Linked DNA regions of Mus musculus: region 2 is linked to region 1. The links are chromatin contacts, found by Hi-C in ENCODE. All regions are on one chromosome and are shown on one strand. The core of a region is the stretch at or near the end of the contact, and the rest is flanking DNA. Distances in the headings are between cores, read along the strand shown. Region 1 holds the start of Trim28 (tripartite motif-containing 28). Region 2 holds the start of Kcnn4 (potassium intermediate/small conductance calcium-activated channel, subfamily N, member 4).

Region 1 (3,196 bases), core at 208-2,707:
CAGACCTAACCCAGCAGACCTGTATTTACTTGCCAGTAAACACAAGCTAAAATTCATACAATGCACTCAAATCTGTGCCGCCCTCCCAGACACTGAGACCGCATAAGGATACAATCCAAACTAGTGAAGATGGTGAGAGGCTCTGGAAAAGGTCACGCTTCCCTCTTCCCCAAGATTTCCCACAGGACATACCTGGTTAGCATCCTGGGAATCAGAAGAGGCCTTACTGCCACTATCACGCATAAAATAATTCTCCACGATGTCTTTGGAGTAGCACTGCTGTTTGCACACTGGACAATCCACCACTGCCAAGATAAAAATGGGAATGCATGCACACCCTCTGATTTCTTGACATCTCCCATCACATTCTGCACCTCGGTGTCCAGACCTGGTAACGGGCATTGGCAGAGGCCAGGACCCGTTCCCCGCCCCCTCTTAAACCAGCAGGCCTACTTAACCCTACCCGGGCCCCCATACTCTCGCACAGGCGCAGTCCCGAGCACGGGCTGCGAGGAGGGGGAGGGGCACCTGGCCACCCAGTACTCACTAGCGCCGTCGCCCGCCGAGCCGCCATCCCCCGAATTATTCGCTGCGGCGGGTGTAGCGGGGCCCAGGCAGGCACTGCAGGCCGAATGTAGACAGGGCAGCAGCCGAGGATCCCGCTCGGGCCGCAGGCGCTCGCGACACACGCCGCAGTGCTCCAGAAGCTCCTGCGCCTCGCCACCGCCCCCCGCAGGGGACGACGCGGCTGCAGAGGCCGCCGCGGCTGAGGAAGCAGCCGGACGCTTCTCACCGCCCGCCGAGCCCTCGCCCGACCCTGGGCTACCAGAGGCCGCCGAGGCGGCCGTCGCGGCCGAGGCCGCTGCAGTCGCTGCCGCCGAGGCCGCCATTCACACGCCGCCGGGGGGGTGGGGGGGCCGCCCAGGGGAGGAGGGGCACGGAGCCCGCTGCGCAGGCGCAAGTGCGCTCGCCGCCAACGGCCAGGCAGCCGCCGATGCCGCGAGGCCGAGCGCCGCCACGCGTCTCCTGGGCCGACGCCCGCCGCGCCCCAGGCGCTGTCGAGATGCGGCCAAGCCGCTGGCTGCGGGCCTCTGTACAGACGACGGCGCCGCCACCAGCGCCGCCTCCTCCCTCGCTTCTGAGACACTCGCGCCGCAAGACTTGCGAACAACCGCCTGACCGCGCGCCGCTCGCAGAAAGAGCCGCGGCCTGGAGGCGGGACAGAAATATCTGGCGCCGACGACGCCGCGCACGCGCGTTGGGCACCGCAGCCTGGGGGCGGGGCGCAGATTACGCACGCGCCAGGGCCCTCCCTTCCACTCGCTGCCGCCCCTCTAGATCCAGAGTAGCAATGCTGCTGGTGAGGAATTCACCCGCAGAGTGCGTGCTTGACGTCTCCCATGCCCACCGCACGGTGCACCCAGGCTGGCAACCCGCGTGCTTGAGCGCGCAGGTCCTGCAGAGCCGAACCTTAGGCCCCGCCTCCTCAGCAGGCGTGGCGACGTCTGCAGCGGCAGCCTGGCCTATAGTCGGGGAAGAGGGGCGGGACAATACAGGGTGGGCGGGGCCACGGCAGAGCAAAGCGCCGGAGCCCAGGTGGAGGGGGTGAGGGGGTCTTTGCCAGGAAGTTCCCGCCGAACGTGGAGGCGGTCTTAACCCAAACTTTCTTATTGTTAAACTCGGGAAGCAGAAAGTTGTCCAAGTCAAACCGCAGATCACAGAGAGATACTGCGAAGCCATTCTGTAAAACTCTGCCCAGTCCTTCGAAAGCCCCTTCTGTGTTAGTCCTCTGCTATACTGATTTTAGTGTGATTTCTTTTTTCTTTTTTTTTGTGTGTGTGTTAGGAGAACTGAACATTTAACGCTAAGGAATTAAAGTTGGATCTGATTGATAAATCTTATCTGAGGGAGAAATAAGACCTGGGGAGGAATCTTGACTGAGGAGCTGGACCTAGGTTGAAGAATCTGATCTAAGGTAGAGGATAGCAGGATCAAGTGCGGCTAAGCGTTTCATCTCAGAAGCAGGATCAATGTGAAAAGGCAACCTGTCCCCCTTCCCAAACACTGCCGTGCTGAGAGTGGATGCCTCTGCAGCCTTGCAGTGCACTGGCAATCCGTTCGCCAGTCTGGATCTGGGCTACAGTGAGTTGTTGCCCGCAAGCAGTTCCAAGGCTCTCAACGGCAAGAGGCTACCCCTTCCGCGCGGAACCAGGTGTTCACCCACGTGGCAGCGGAGAGACGAGGAGTATCCCGCCACTGTCCCGGGTGTGGCCTTTGTTCCCAATCAGGCTGGGGGCCCAAGGCTTTGCCCCGCCCCAGCCTTTGTTCCTTCCTCGGCAGTTCAGCGCTCACCCTTCGGCGGGCCACGCCCCCACCAGACCCAGCCTCTGGACTCTCACTTCCTACCTCAAGAAAGGAGGGTATGATCTGGAAGCTGGCAAAGCAAGCACGGGGTTGGGGGGCGGGGGGAGTGCGGGCTCCCCGTAGAAATATTTGCGGAGTATTTTCACGGACTGCTGGGACTGGACTCACCAGGATAGGGTGCCTGTGAACCACGCCTACCTCAACCCCGGGAGCAGACTTTAGGGTACCAGAGACACAAGGGCAAAGTAAATAAGTGATGGGGCCTGGGAATTTGAATGGGTGGCAGACCGCTTGCTTGCCTAGGCTGTACGAAGCTGTATCCCCACCACACCAGAACCACGGCAAGGGGTGGGAAAGAGCGGTGATGGAGGCCTGTGAGACGGCTCAGGAACACTTGCCACCAAGCCTGACCACATGAGTTTAATCACCAAGACCCCAAAGTACAAGGAAAGAACCAACTCCCTCAGATTGTCCTGACTTCATGCTCAGTCTGAGGCACGTGTGCGCATTCACTACACATGCGATTTAATTTTTTGTTGTTTTTGTTTTGTTTTCAAGGCAGTTTCTTTGTGTAACATCCGTGGCTGTCCGGGAATTCGTTCTGTAGCGTTCTGTAGACTCAGCTAGCCAACTCACAGAGATTCACCTGCCTCTGCCTCCTGAGGGCTGGATTAAATGCTCACACCACCATGCCTGGTGAATTTTTTAAAAATAAAATAATAATTATAGGTATTGGTAGAAGTAACTATCCAGACACTGTCCCCAAACAGGAAAGAAAATTTAGACAGAAGCGAGCTAAGACTCTGAGGTAGGACAGACAGATGCGGTATAA
Region 2 (3,196 bases), core at 197-2,696, about 11 Mb before region 1:
TCCTCTGTCAGTTACTTCAGAGCACTGCCTGGTGGCACTGGGTAAATGGCAGTGGCTAGATAAGGAGCAAGGAGACGCCTAATGACAACGTCTTTCTCCCTTGCCAGCCCTCCCTTCACCAGAGCTAGGCTATCAAGGATCAGCCTTGTATGGGCCTCAACAAGGCCCAGACCCCCAGTGGTCTGTCTGATAACACTTACCCAAAGGCTAACACTGAGAACTGTCTCCCATGTGTGCGTACGTGTGTGTGCGTGTGTGTGTGTGTGTGTGTGTGTGTGTGTGTGTGTGTGTAGGTTGGGGGGAGCTGGGGGGAGGACGATATCACACTAGCTCAGGTTTCAGGGGTACAGACCCCCCATCTACCTCCATCACATCCAGGGGTCCAGACCCAGCCTTCTTCTCTTAGACCTTAAGAAGTGTAAGACCTCAGTTCTCCTCCCTTAGACCCAGGAGTCCAGACCAGCTCTCTTCTCCCACACCCAGGGGTGCAGACCCCAACCTTTCTCCCTCACACCCCAGCTCTCCTCTCTTCTTCACACCCCGGGGTGGAAGATGCCAGCCTTCCTCCCTCATGCCCAGGAGTATAAGATCTCCTAGCTTTGCTCTCTAACACTCAGGGGTGTAAGACCCCAGTCCCCTTCCCTCACACTCAGGGGTGCAGACTCCAGCTCTCTTCCCTCAGATCCAGGGGATCAGACCCCAGCCCTCCTCCCTCAGACCCAGGGGTCCAGACCCTAGCCCTCCTCCCTCAGACCCAGGGGATCAGACCCCAGCCCTCCTCCCTCAGACCCAGGGGTCCAGACCCCAGCCCTCCTCCCTCACACCCAGGGGTGCAGACCCCAGCCCTCCTCCCTCACACCCAGGGGTGCAGACCCCAGCTCTCTTCCCTCAGACCCAGGGGTGCAGACCCCAGCCCTCTTCCCTCAGACCCAGGGGTGCAGACCCCAGCCCTCCTCCCTCACACCCAGGGGTGCAGACCCCAGCTCTCTTCCCTCAGACCCAGGGGTGCAGACCCCAGCCCTCCTCCCTCAGACCCAGGGGTGCAGACCCCAGCCCTCCTCCCTCACACCAGGCTCCCCGTCCCTTCCCTGCTCGGTGGAAGGCCCCACTCACCTTGCAGCCCAGGAACCACAACATCTCAGCGTGCAGAACCATGAGTCCGATGCCAGTTCCCGCCAGCACCAACGCCCAGCCGGCCACCCTCTTCTCCTGCTCCAGCAGGCGCTTTCTCCGTCTCAGGGCCCCCAGGCCAGTCACCAGCTCCCCGCCCATGGCCCCTGAGGTCTTGGGGCTCAGCCAGCTTCCTGCCCAGGGTCCCCCACCTCTCAGTACGCAAATGGCAGCCAGCTTGGCTTCCAGGCCAGCGGCCTGTTCTGCTCACTCTGGGACTTTTGCTGGAAGGCACAGCCTAGCCCTGTGCCCTCTGGGGAGTGGTAACTGCAGCAGGCAGGGCAGGGCGGGGAGGGACGGGGAGGTCCCTGGGTAGGGGGAGGCTGGCTATCCCATTCCCTTCTAAGACTAAGGAGGGGCTGGGGTGTGTCTTGTGGTCCCGGGCAAGGAAGAAGAGTTCATCCACGTGGGCAAAGACACACTGACACAATAGGTTGTGACTCTCCAACCGTTTGCACTCTGTGGTACACACCTAAAACCCCCACCACACCCAGACACCACAGAGCACCCTATGACAGACCGGAGACGGAGCCCAACACACCAGCACACACCACACAACCTCCACAGAAGTGACTCACACTCCTGAAAGTTCAGAAACCCACAGCCACACCCAGACACCACACACACACATGGTGTGACACACGCCAGCACTTAGCAGGGCAGCAGCGTCCCATTGCACACGGGGCCACCCAAAGGTTGAGCTCACGCAGTCACACATTCAAAGTGGGGCGGGGGAGGGGCTGGAAAGTCAGGCACAGCGAGTGAAAGTGAGCGCTCCTCTCCAGAGGAGTATAACTTCCGTTTCTAGCACCTACTTGCTGGGTGGGTGGCTTGAAACCACCTGTAACTTCAACTCCAGGAGATGACGCCCTTTTCCTGGTTTTTGGGAGCCCCTGACACATGTGGCTGATATTCACATACATGCATGCGCATAAAAAAAAATAAATCTTAAATGATAATTTTTAAGTGGGACCAGGGATGGAGTGCAGCTGTTAGTGGGCTCCTTTGAATCACAGACTCTCTGAGGTAGATCCCAGCATGGCATAAAGTGGGCAATGGTGCATGCCTGACTCTTGGTACTAGGAAACTGGGGCCAGGAGGATCAGCAGGTCTCAATCATTGTCAACTATGAGTTCAAGGTCTGCCTGGGCCACATGAGACCCTGTTTCCAAAACCAAAACCAAGTAAAACACTATAATATTCTACGATACAAAGAGCTAAGCATCAACGACCACACGGGACATGTACCAGGAGCCACACAAATACACAGCAGGTCTGAGCACACCAATTTGTAAGAATCACCAGGCACAACACACATGCGTCAACAGACACACAAGGGGGTGTGAATGTGAAACACAGAGAGATGCCCCATATGTGTAAACACCTGTGGTGGCAGACACTGTCATCCAGCGCCCAGAAAACAGGAAATGCACACTAGCTCACATCATTGTGTGTGGGACTCACACACACACACACACACACACACACCTGACATTGATCCTGACATACACTGGTGCACTTGACACTCTGCATACCTTAGCACAGAGAACAGTCAATGGAAGTGTGCAAGCAACGCCTACCCAGCGTTGGACATTCTAGGACATTCTAGCCACACAGGACACAGTCCAGGATGATATGAACCCTTTGGAGGGGATGGGGTTGGATTCGGACCCACAAGAACACCAACGTCCAGATTAGCACACCATCAATCCAACATCACGCACAATACACATACCCGTTATACTCCCATGTGCATGGCCACACAAACACCACACTCAGGGAAGAGAAAGGCCCTCAGCGTGGGCATATATCCTGATATAAGTAACAGAGCTATTTCACTGAGTCAGACTGGGTGTTACATGCACATTTACACACACACACACACACACACACACACACACACACACACACGCCACGAATGCATGCTCAAGCACAAATAAGACTAAAATAAAACAAGTAGTTAAAAAAAAAAAACCGTAGGTGCACAGGCACATACCTGCAACCCCAGCCCTGAGTGGGGAGATGA

The links. Hi-C counts contacts between places; a loop is a spot of excess contacts on that map.
Region 2: a loop to region 1 is called in a map of regulatory T cell, with 6 times the contacts of the local background. The contact joins the promoter of Kcnn4 here to the promoter of Trim28 in region 1. A Hi-C loop is called at or near these places in 2 of 37 maps with a recorded cell type or tissue (T-helper 17 cell and regulatory T cell).

Annotation. Positions count from the first base shown.
Region 1 is chr7:13,022,413-13,025,608 of GRCm38, reverse strand. It overlaps Trim28 (tripartite motif-containing 28), which reads right to left and starts at 1,457. Exons shown (of 17, transcript NM_011588.3): 1 at 548-1,457; 2 at 193-305. The coding sequence starts at 890. It overlaps Gm31649, which reads left to right and starts at 1,020. Exons shown (of 1, transcript XM_006540453.4): 1 at 1,020-1,901. The coding sequence starts at 1,064. The coding sequence ends at 1,609.
Region 2 is chr7:24,368,513-24,371,708 of GRCm38, reverse strand. It overlaps Kcnn4 (potassium intermediate/small conductance calcium-activated channel, subfamily N, member 4), which reads right to left and starts at 1,446. Exons shown (of 9, transcript NM_008433.4): 1 at 1,114-1,446. The coding sequence starts at 1,272.